2 separate regions of the Homo sapiens genome follow, and region 1 is linked to region 2. Evidence: read pairs that join two places in POLR2A ChIA-PET (ENCODE). Cell type or tissue: Panc1. All regions are shown on one strand. Each heading gives the region's core, and the rest is flanking DNA. Links, peaks and the distances in the headings are about the cores only. Region 1 holds the start of LOC124904762 (a long non-coding RNA gene). Region 2 has its middle 20 kb from the start of ERVV-1.

Region 1 (5,488 bases), core at 221-5,220, 68 kb before region 2:
GGTGGGGGTCATTAGCTTACCACAACCATCTCATCGTGTACAGTATTATGCCTTCCTTTTTGGTCTCTATTATTTTTCTTATTTCAATTACTAGTATTATTATTTTCTAGATGGGGTCTTGCTTTGTTACCCAGGCTGGAGTGCAGTGGTGCAGTCAGACCTTACTGCAGTCTTGAACATTTGGGTTCAAGGGATCCTCCTGCCTCAGCTTTCCAAAGTGCTTAAATTACAGGCGTGAGCCACCTCGCCCAGCCACCAGCCAATTTTCAATTTTTTTTTTTTGTAGAGATAGATAGGGTCTCCCCATCTTGCCCAGTCTGGTCTCAAATTCCTGGACTCAATCAGTCCTCCTGCCTCAGCCTCCCAAAGTGTTGGGATTACAGACATGAGCCACTACCCTCAGCCAAGAATTGCTAACACTATGTGGAATAGAAGTGGTAAGAGTGTACGTCTTTGCCTTGTCCCCAACCCTGGGAAGGAAACTTTCACTTTTTGACCATGATATATGATGTTTGCTGTAAGGTTTTGTAGGCACCATATTGAGGAAGTTTTCCAACATACTGTTTTCCATAGTGGGTGTGCCATTGTGCATTCCCACTGCCAAGCGTAGGAGGATTACAGACTCTCCTTGCCTGTGAAGTAGGTTCACTTCGCACTGGTTACCGAATGTCTGACTCCAGTGAGACAGAACCCATGCACACAAGTTCAATAAAGTGAGTTGACTACTGACAGGCAACAAGGGGCAGTAGAAGCCTAGGACTGATTCATTGCAAGCTGGTCCCCCAAGGCTCAGGAAAACTGCTTGGGGAAGATGGAGTCTCATCTACTGGTGTCCCACCGGCACTGATGCTGAGGGACCCCAGAGAGCACCCACCCTAGGTTTTATGGCACATGGCCTCGTGATGAGCCGCCCTAAAGCACTGAAGGACATCCTGTTCTTTGAAAGGGGGGCAGGGGGCTCTGGAATGGAGCCCGGCTGCTTTGGCCAGTTTCTTCATATTTCAGGGTGTTACCTTCAGAATAACATTCTGAAGTTATTCTTGAGAACTACAAGCAAGGAAGGGGAGAAAAATAAGGTTGTTCCTTTAATGTATACATCCCACGGTACCTTACTTCTACAAAACCAAAAGACAGCTCAGGAAGCCTTATCAAATTTGCTGTCTCCACATCTCCTGTTGGAACTTTCAAGTGCCAATTAACAGTATCAAGTTAATTAAGAAGAGAATGGATGGGGGAAAATAGTTGAGATTCAAAGGACTTCTCCTCATGAAGGTGGAAATTTTAAAATCGTCATTAAGAAAAAAGGTGAATAAAGCAAGCATTCACAGGCTGGGTATGGTGACTCACACCTGCAATCCCAGCACTTTGGGAGGCCGAGGCGGGTGGATCCCTTGAGGTCAGGAGGTCGAGACCAGCTTGGCCTACACAGTGAAACCCTGTCTCTACTAAAAATACAAAACAATTAGCTGGGTGTGGTGGCGCACACCTGTAATCCCAGCTACTCTGGAGGCTGAGGCAGGAGAATGGCTTGAACCTGGAATGGGGAGCTTGCAGTGAGCCAAGATCGTGCCACTGCACTCCTCCAGTCTGGGCGACAGAGCGAGACTCCGTCTCAAAAAAAAAAAAAAGCATTCATAAAATGAAACTAAGCGGGGAAAGGTAGGGGAGAGTCATGGCTCTCCTCCCAGCAGAGTGGAAATCTTTAGATGGTAATTAAGAAATGGGATGACCAGCCTGGGCAACATGGCGAAACCCTGTTTTACAAAAAAATACAAAAATTAGTCAGGTGTGGTGGTGAACTTCTGTGGGCCCAGCTAACTCAGGAGGCCAGGATGGGAGGATCACTTGAGCCCAGGAGTTTGAGGCTGCAGTGAGCAGTGATTGGACAACTGCACTCCAACCTGGGTGAGAGAGCGAGAGCCTGTCTCAAAAAAAAAAAAAAAAAAAACGGGATGAGTAAAATGGAAATGGAAATTGATGAAGTTGAAACAAAGGTCTTAATACAACAGTTTCGAAGATTGGGTGAACCAAAGGAGCCCCTGGCTGTCCTGCAGCATTAAAGGGTTCCACACAAGTCTGCATGGCTCATGAGTCATGAAAATGTGATGAGATATGGTGGTGGACGTGGCCTGCAGGGCCATTACCAATGCATGCAGTTTGGCTAATTAGGCAGAATGTCTATGTCTAGTCTTAGTCAAGAATGGCCATCCACTGGCTGAATGGCCATTCACTGGGTCAAAGAATGGCCATCCACTGGGCTGAAGCCCAGTAGACCCTGTGTGTTTATTGTTTTGCAGAGACATCAGTAAACCATGCCATACACTTGGTGGGCATATATGTGAATCTTGGGTCCCAGGTAGCCACAAGAGGAGCCAGAGGATCCTTTAAGGACTGTTTGACCCCTTCTTGTAAGCTACCCATTTGTTCATGGAGTATACTGGTCCCTTGAGGTTCTGCTGTGCCTCATCTTGAATATGCCAGTTCCATTTTATAGTTGAGCTCTATTGAGCCTGTCCAATTTTATCGATAAGGTTTGTGAGCACCCGAGTGAGAATGGGCAGTTCATGTTACAGGGTGACACAGAGCTCTGGCTATAAGATGCACCGTTCCCACCAGTGTCCAACAGCAAGCAAGGAGTTACGTTGAAGAGGTATATATGTGGTGGGTAGCTCAGGTAACTTACATGTCCAAAACCCAACGAGGTTGATTCACGCACTGTGTTTTCGGGCTTTAAGTAGCCAGGGGTGTGGCCCAGCCAAAACAGGGAAGGGGGTGATGGAGTGTCTCCTAGGTAGCTTGCTCCCAGGAGGTAGGGAGCTGCAGTAGCTCAGTTGGGAAATGGTGGACAGGTGTGAGCCACTGCACCTGGTCTACATGAGCTCTTTATTTTTTCCTCCTCTTTTTTTTTTTTTTCTTTTTTTTTTTTGGTAGAGATGGGGTTTCATCATGTTGCCCAGGCTGGTCTTGAACTCCTGAGCTCAAGTAATCCATCTGCCTTGGCCTCCCGAAGTGCTGGGATTACAAGCATGAGCCAACATACCCGGCCATACACAAGCTCTTTCTATGGAACGGTACAGGGCCGGGTGAGGTGGCTCATGCCTGTAATCCCAGCAATTTGGGAGGCCAAGGCAGGTGGATCATTTGAGGCCAGGAGTTCGAGACCAGCCTGACCAACATGATGAAACCCCGTCTCTACTAAATACAAAAAAAATTAGCCGGGCGTTGTGGCACATGCCTGTAATCCCAGCTACTTGGGACGCTGAGGCAGGAGAATCACTTGAACCAAAGAGGTGGAGGTTGCAGTGAGCCGAGATTGCACAAGTGCACTTCAGCCTGGGCAACAGAGTGAACCTTTGTCTCAAAAAATAATAATAATAAAAAAATAAAGGAATAGTGCAGCTGTGTGAACTCCAGGTAGCTTAGGAGAATTTTAACAGAAGACGAAACATGGCTTTACCAGTACAATGCTGAAAAAACCACAATCAAAGCAATGGTTACCAAGAGGTGGAAATAGTCCAGTCAAAGCAAAAGGCTGACCAGTGAACCTTGGCTCTGTGGCACACACCTGTAATCCCAGCATTCTGGGAGATGGAGGCAGAATGATTGCTTGAGCCTAGGAGTTCAAGACCAGCCTAGGTAACATAAGGAGACTCTGTATCTACAAAAAATTATAAAACAATTAGCCAGGCATGGTGTTGTGTGCCTGTGGTTCCAGCTACTTGAGAGGCTGAGGTAGGAGGATCACTTAAGCCCAGGAGGTAAAAGTTGTGGTGCACCATGATTGCGCCACTGCACTCCAGCCTGGGCAACAGAGTGAGACTCTTTCTCAATAATTAATTAATTAAAATAAGCTGAGCGGTGAAGAACAAAGTTCATGGCAATAGTTTTTTTTTTTTTTTTTTTTTTTTTTTTTGGCGGTGGGGGATGCACAAGGCATTTTGCTTGTCGACTTTCTAGAGGGACATAGAATAACACTTATTTATTTTTAGAGCATTTTTGAGAAAGTTACCCAAAGCTTTAGCAGAAAAATGTCCAGGGAAACTTCACCAGCGTCCCTCTCCACCATGACAATGTTCCTGGTCATTCCTCTAATTAAACAACGGCAGTTTTGCAACAGTGGGTTGCAATGAGAAATCATTAGGCATCCACCTTACAGACCTGATTTGGCTGCTTCTGACGTCTGTTTCCTAATCTTAAAAAGAAAAAAAAAAAAAAAGTGCCGGGCGCAGTGACTTACGCCTGTAATCCCAGCACTTTGGAAGGCTGAGGCGGGTGGAACACCTGAAGTTGGGGGTTCCAGACCAGCCTGTCCAACATGGAGAAACCCTGTCTCTACTAAAAATACAAAATAGCCAGGTGTGGTGGTCAGCTACTCGGGAGGCTGAGGCAGGAGAATCGCTTGAACCCGGGGGGCGGAGGTTGCAGTGAGCCGAGATCGCGCCATTGCACTCCAGCCTGGGCAACAACAGCGAAACTCAATCTCAAAAAAAAAAAAAAAAAAAAAGTTTAGATATTATCGATTTAAGCATAGTATGATTTAAAGAAAGTTTATCTCGGCCGGGCTCCTTGGCTGATGCCTGTCATCCCAGCACTTTGGGAGGCCGAGGTGGGCGCATCACTTGAGGTCAGGAGTTTGAGACCAGCTTGGCCAACATAGTGAAACCCCGTCTCCACTAAAAACAAAAATTAGCCGGGCGTGGTGGCACGCGCCTGTAATCCCAGCTAGTCCAGAGGCTGAGGCAGGAGAATCGCTTGAGCTTGGGAGGCAGAGGTTGCAGTGAACCGAGATCGCGCCATTGTATTCCAGGAGCCTGGGGGACAGAGCGAGACTCCATCTCAAAAAAAAAAAAAAAAAGTTTATCTCAAAGTTATTTGAGGTTTTGTCAACCGTGGAACCGAATAACAAGTATAAGGAAGAACAATACAATTCATATCTATTTTTTTTTAAAAGTTATTGCGTGTTTTAAAGCAGCAGTTGGTGATCTGGCTTACTGCGGGTTTTAGCCTTCCACGGTCCACAGCCCACGGTCCAGGTGTTGTCCTATAAAAGTCTCTGGAAGCACAGACTTGACTCTTCCCCTGAGATAGGTATGGGATAGAAATGGAAAGGAGGATCCTTTGGGCAATAGCATTACGTATCACATTTGTTCCGGGCAGTTTTGCATTTCACAGTCTAGTTTGCAACCCCTTCACAGATAATTTCAGGGCTTTTAAAGTAAGTTACTCCAATTAATTTGAATTGCAGGAACTTTCCTGGATCCAATCACTCACTGCTCCTCCTGGACCCCCCTCCCCCCACCGAATTCGCAGTTCCCAGACCGCTGAGCTGCAGGAGACTCCCTAGCAGGATCGGGTCCAACCTGCTGGCAAAAATAGTTTTGAGATAAACCGTTTTCATCTTGGTGGGAAGAAAACATTTTGCTTTCCAACAGAAGGGGCCCACACAACTCTATGCTTTTTACCTTACAACTGCACAGGCCCCGCCCCC
Region 2 (5,260 bases), core at 261-5,260:
GTGAAACCCCGTCTCTACTAAAAATACAAAAAATTAGCCGGGCGTGGTGGCAGGCCAGCCTGTAGTCCCACCTACTGGGGAGACTGAGGCAGGAGAATCGCTTGAATCCGGCAGGTGGAGGTTGCAGTGAGCCGAGATCTCGCCACTGCACCGCAGCCTGGGTGACAGAGCAAGACTCTGTCTCAAAAAAAAGAAAAAAAAAGTGTTTTTTTTTTTTGCAGGAACTCTGATGAAGCAGGCATTTTAGGTAAAAATGATTATAATTTTGTTCTGACGTCAGAGCAGAACTTATCATTAGAGAAGATGGAGCCATATTCTTCTTCTACCCATTATTAATTTTTTTAAATTTTAAAGACCACACAATGTATATATGTGTTGTGTAGTAAAAATTCAAAGAAAAGTTCACTTACGCATCCCCTTTCCTGTCCAGCCTTCCACCCGTTCCCATGGCTCAATGGGGAATCACTGCTGAGAGTTCTGTGGCAAGTCAGCGTAAGTCCTACAGAAATGTATTCAGACACCATTTTGAGATTTTAGAAAAAATTCTTTGATGAATGCGCCTGTCACCCAGACTGGAGCGCAGTGGAGCAATCTCAGCTCATTGCAGACTCCGCCCCCCAGGTTCAAGGGATTCTCATGCCTCAGCGTTCAGAGTAGTTGGGACTACAGGTGTGCACCACCAAGCCTGGCTGTTTGTTTATTTTTAGTAGAGATGGGGTTTCACCATATTGGCCAGGTGGTCTGGAACTCCTGGCCTCAAGTGATCCTCCCTCCTCAGACTCCCAAAGTGTTGGGATTTCAGGCGTGAGCCACTGAGCTCGGCATGATAAATGTTTTGTTGTGGTATTTTATCCTGCAAGTTTTGAAAATTTCCGTGTTTTGAAGGTAGGAAACACGATAGCTTGCTGTTTTCCTTTTTTTTTTTTTTTTTTTTTTGAGACGGAGTCTCGCTCTGTCGCCCAGGCTGGAGTGCAGTGGCGCAATCTCGGCTCTCTGCAAGCTCCGCCTCCCGGGTTCACGCCATTCTCCTGCCTCAGCCTCCCGAGTAGCTGGGATTACAGGCGCCCGCCGCCACGCTTGGCTAATTTTTTTGTATTTTTAGTAGAGACGGGGTTTCACCATGTTAGCCAGAATGGTCTCGATCTCCTGACCTAGTGATCCACCCGCCTCGGCCTCCCAAAGTGTTGGGATTACAGGCGTGAGCCACCGCGCCCGGCCGAAAAATCTTTCCAATGTAGTGAGAGTGGCAAAGCCTTTAATTGTAGCTCACTCTTAAGGAAACATCCGATAATCCATTTGGGAGAGGGAGAGAAACAATATGAAAGTGATGTATGTGGCAAAGTCTTTTATTATCGTGGTGGAGATGATATCTCATTTAGGGGAAGATTTTTTTTGTTTTCAATTATATTTTCTCAACATTTAAAAAGTGAAGTAAAGAGTATTTCTTGGCCAGGCGCGGTGGCTCACGCCTGTAATCCCAGCACTTTGGGAGGCCGAGTGGGGCAGATTACGAGGTCAGGAGTTCAAGAACAGCCTGGCCAACATAGTGAAACCTGGTCTCTACTTTTTAGTAGACAAAAAATTAGCCAGGCATGGTGGCAGGCGCCTGTATTCCTAGCTACTCGGGAGGCTGAGGCAGGAGAATCGCTTGAACCCGGGAGGCGTAAGTTGCAGCAAGCCAAGAACGCGCCACTGCACAGCAGCTGGGGTGACAATACGAGACTCCGTCTCAAAAAAGAAAGAAAGAAAAAGGGTATTTCTTGGGACAGGCACGGTAACTCACGCCTGTAAACTCAGTACTTTGGGAGGCTGAGGCAGGCAGATAACTTAAAGTCAGGAGTTCGAGACCAGCCTGGCCAACACTGTTAAACCTCGTCTCTACCAAAAAATACAAAACTTAGCCGGGCATGGGGGCGCACGCCTGTAATGCCAGCTATTCTGGAGGTTGAGGCAGGAGAATCGCTTCAACCCAGGAGGCAGAGTGTGCAGTGAGCTGAGATCTCGCCACTGCACTGCAGCCTGGGCGACAGACAAATACTCTGTCTCAAAAAAAATAAATAAATAAATAAAAAAGAAAAAGAAAAGAAAAAAGTAAGTGAAAAAAGAAAGTAATAGAGCTCTTCCACAAATGTGCTGGGACAAGTAACTGGATATCCACATGGAAAAAAATAATGTTGGATCCCTGTCTCACACCATAAAAAATTTTATTTACGAAAGTTTAAAAACAAAACAAAACAAAAAACAGAGAGAGAGTGACGAGGAAGGGAGTCCTGCGGGAGGGGGTGTTACTTTATCGCCCAGGCTGGCCTGGAGCCCCAGGCTCAGCGATCCTCCCGCCGCTGCTTCCTGAGTAGCTGGGAACTCAGGATCCCACCCCGCGCCCTCCCACGCCCCCTTGTGCGCCCGCATCTCTGCTGTGTTTAACCAGCAGGTGGTGACCTCACTCCTCCCTGGCCTGAGCACTCCATCCCGCATCCCAGGCGGTGGCTCTAGGGAAGTCTCTGAAGCTGACACAGGGTGGACTCTCCCTCTTGAGTGAGTGGAGAATAGAAAGGGAGAGGATTTCTATTCTGTTCTGTGGTCGTCAGCATGAAATAATACGTTCCGCCCAGGCAGGGCTTTGCATTTCACATTCTGGTTTGCATTCCCCTTCCAGACAGTTCCAGGGCTTTTGAATCATGCCTCAGCTTTCCTGGCAGGTCTCGTCTCCAAAACCCAAAAACACGCCGAGGCTGAGAGACTCACAGATCCCGCCCCGCCCTCTGCCGGTTCTATAGGGGAAGGTCTCTCCGCCTCGCGCCCCGCCCCCTGCCGGTTCTATAGGGGAAGGTCTCTCCGCCTCGCGCCCCGCCCCCTGCCGGTTCTATAGGGGAAGGTCTCTCCGCCTCGCGCCCCGCCCCCACCTCGCCCAGGCCCCGCCCACCCCCTGCCATGTCCCGCCGAGACCTGGCTTCTGTCCCGAGCGCCCAGTTTAGCGTAAACCGGGAAGCGGATCGCGTGGAGTGAAAGTCACCGCAGCGGTGAGTTTTGCTCTGTGTTGTGTTATGTCTGCGCTCCGCAGGTCCCTGGGACTTCTGTCCCAGGGGACGTGGGGTCCCCACATACCTGGAAATTTCTACCATTCTTCCTTCGCCCAGAGCAAATTTTTTTTTTTTTTTTTTTTTTTTTTTGAGACGGAGTCTCGCTCTGTCGCCAGGCTGGAGTGCAGTGGCTCGGTCTTGGCTCACTGCAACCTCCGCCTCCTGGGTTCAAGCGATTCTCCTGCCTCAGCCTCCTGAGTAGCTGGGATTACAGGCATGCGCCACCAGGCCCGGCTAATCCCCAGAGCAAAATTTGACGTCCCGGTGAGAGTCCAGAAGTCGCTTCCTTTTGGGTTTAAAGTCGCCCTGAGGCTAGACCCGTCCCCGGTCTTTCTGCTATAGGGCAACGTATACACTTCGTATCTCGTAGTTTTCCTGTTTGTAACTATTTTCTGACTCCCTCCACCCCGTGCTTTTTAAAGTCCTCACCCGAGAGGTGGATTCCCACCCTGGGCGCCTCCCACCCTCACCCTCGTCGGTCCCTGGAGCGCAGCGCCGCCTCCCCCGTCCCGAGGAGGCCGCATCCTCTGCCTGGTCCTGGGATCCTGCAGACCCCACCCTTGTCTTAAGGAGCCGTCGCCCCCTAACTCCCTCCTCGTGCCGGGCCCTGCTGCTCGCCAGGTCTCCCCTCAGCAGTCGCCGCTTCCTCTGAGTCCGCGTTGGGGAGGTGCCCAGGGCTTGTCCTGTGACAAGGGGTGTTCTTGCCTGCCCAGCCCCAGCCCCTGGAAAATGCACTCCTCTGGGATGCAGGCGTCTTACTCAAAACTCTCCTGTGATTGTGTGGGCCAAAGGAATCAGGAGACCGAGCAAGGGCAGTAGAAAACTCGAGACAGAGAATAGAACAATGAGAAAGGCCCATAACAGATGGCAAGGTGGAGGATGGGTGAGGGATTTGCCAAGAGACAGCAAGAGTGAAAAGAAAAAGTTAAGATAGCAGGAGGAGAAAACTGGAGAAATGTGGAGAGAAGCTAGATGTACAGAGAGATGAAGGACAGCAAGGTAGGGAGAGGGGCAGCAAAGAGGGGGACCTGGCTCATCAGAGTGAGGGAGAGGAGGAGGGATTTGGAGCCAGGGCAGACAGAGCAGAGTGGTGCTGGTGGCAAGAGGGAGAACCACAGCAGGGAGGACACCTGGAGGTCGGGGGTGCCAGAGAGTGGGGACAGGGGGTTTAACAGGGAAGAGAGAGTTTAACAGGGAGAGCAGAGGAGGCGCAGAGGTGGGAGAAGAGGTGGTAATGTATGGAGATTGAGGACGATCGAAAGACTGGGAAGAAGAAGCAACAAGAGGTTAAGTAAGTTGTGAGGATGGAGCAGAAGAGGTGGAAGAGAAGAAATAGACCAAAGAAGGGGATGGTGCGCACTTGTAATCCCAACTACTCTGGAGGCTGAGGCAGGAGGATCACTTGAGCCCAGGAGATCCAGGCTGCAGTGAGCCGAGATATGCCACTGCACTCCAACCTGGTCAACAGAGTGAGACCCTGTCTCAAAAGAATAAAAGGGGTGGGGACTTTGGGTTCAGATGAGTGGGTGAGTTCATTGGATATGATTAGTGTGACATGTTGACTTCTGTGTATATAATCTAATAACTAAAAACTTGTTTAAATTATACAGATGAGATTGAGAATTTTAAAATTCCTATCTATGAGTCATGTACATTCTATAAATCTTGGCATCAGAGGTCAGCTTCCACTTGGAATCCCTATTCAGCCAGAGGGCAGTGACTTATTCAGTTGTGAGTCACTCTCTTCCCTTTTCCCAGGGTGGCATAGGAAGTGGGGCAGTGAAGTGGGGAGACAAAAGCACTTTCTGTTATTACATGTGACTTTTAATTTAATTAATTAAATAATATTTTGAAACAGTGTCTGGCTCTATCACCCAGGCTGGAGTGCAGTGGCGTGATCTCTAACTGTAGCCTCGACCTCCTGGGCTCAAGCTGTCCTCCTACCTCAGCCTACCAAGTAGTTGGGACCACAGGCGTGAGCCACCAAGCCCGGCTAGTTTTGTTTTTTTTTGTTTTTTTGTTTTTGTTTTTTGTAGAAATGGGGTTTTACTGTGTTTCCCAGGCTGGTCTCAAAATCCCGGGCTTAAATGATCCTCCTGTTTGGACTCCCAAAGTACTGGGATTACAGGGATGAGCCACCACGCTTCTCCTACATAGTACTTTTTTTTTTTTTCAGACGG

Evidence for each region. Peaks named below come from ENCODE experiments on the same cell type or tissue, not always from the same donor. Only the 100,000 strongest peaks of a DNase experiment are listed, where the experiment ranks them.
Region 1: POLR2A ChIA-PET joins it to region 2 with 13 read pairs; 3 of 35 experiments call an interaction of 5 or more read pairs at or near these places.

Annotation. Positions count from the first base shown.
Region 1 is chr19:53,058,553-53,064,040 of GRCh38, reverse strand. It overlaps LOC124904762 (a long non-coding RNA gene), which reads left to right and starts at 4,821. Exons shown (of 2, transcript XR_007067330.1): 1 at 4,821-5,488. In Panc1, for the core only: no CTCF peak of the experiment used is centred there; no DNase peak of the experiment used is centred there.
Region 2 is chr19:52,991,240-52,996,499 of GRCh38, reverse strand. It overlaps the pseudogene ZNF702P. Among named protein-coding and RNA genes, the nearest start is that of ERVV-1, 20 kb to the left of the region's middle. RefSeq lists an enhancer at 3,639-4,258. In Panc1, for the core only: CTCF peaks have their summits at 2,545 and 2,746 (motif pointing left); DNase peaks (open chromatin) are centred at 2,659, 3,969, 4,789, 5,159 and 3 weaker places; H3K4me3 peaks cover 3,285 bases; H3K27ac peaks cover 2,759 bases.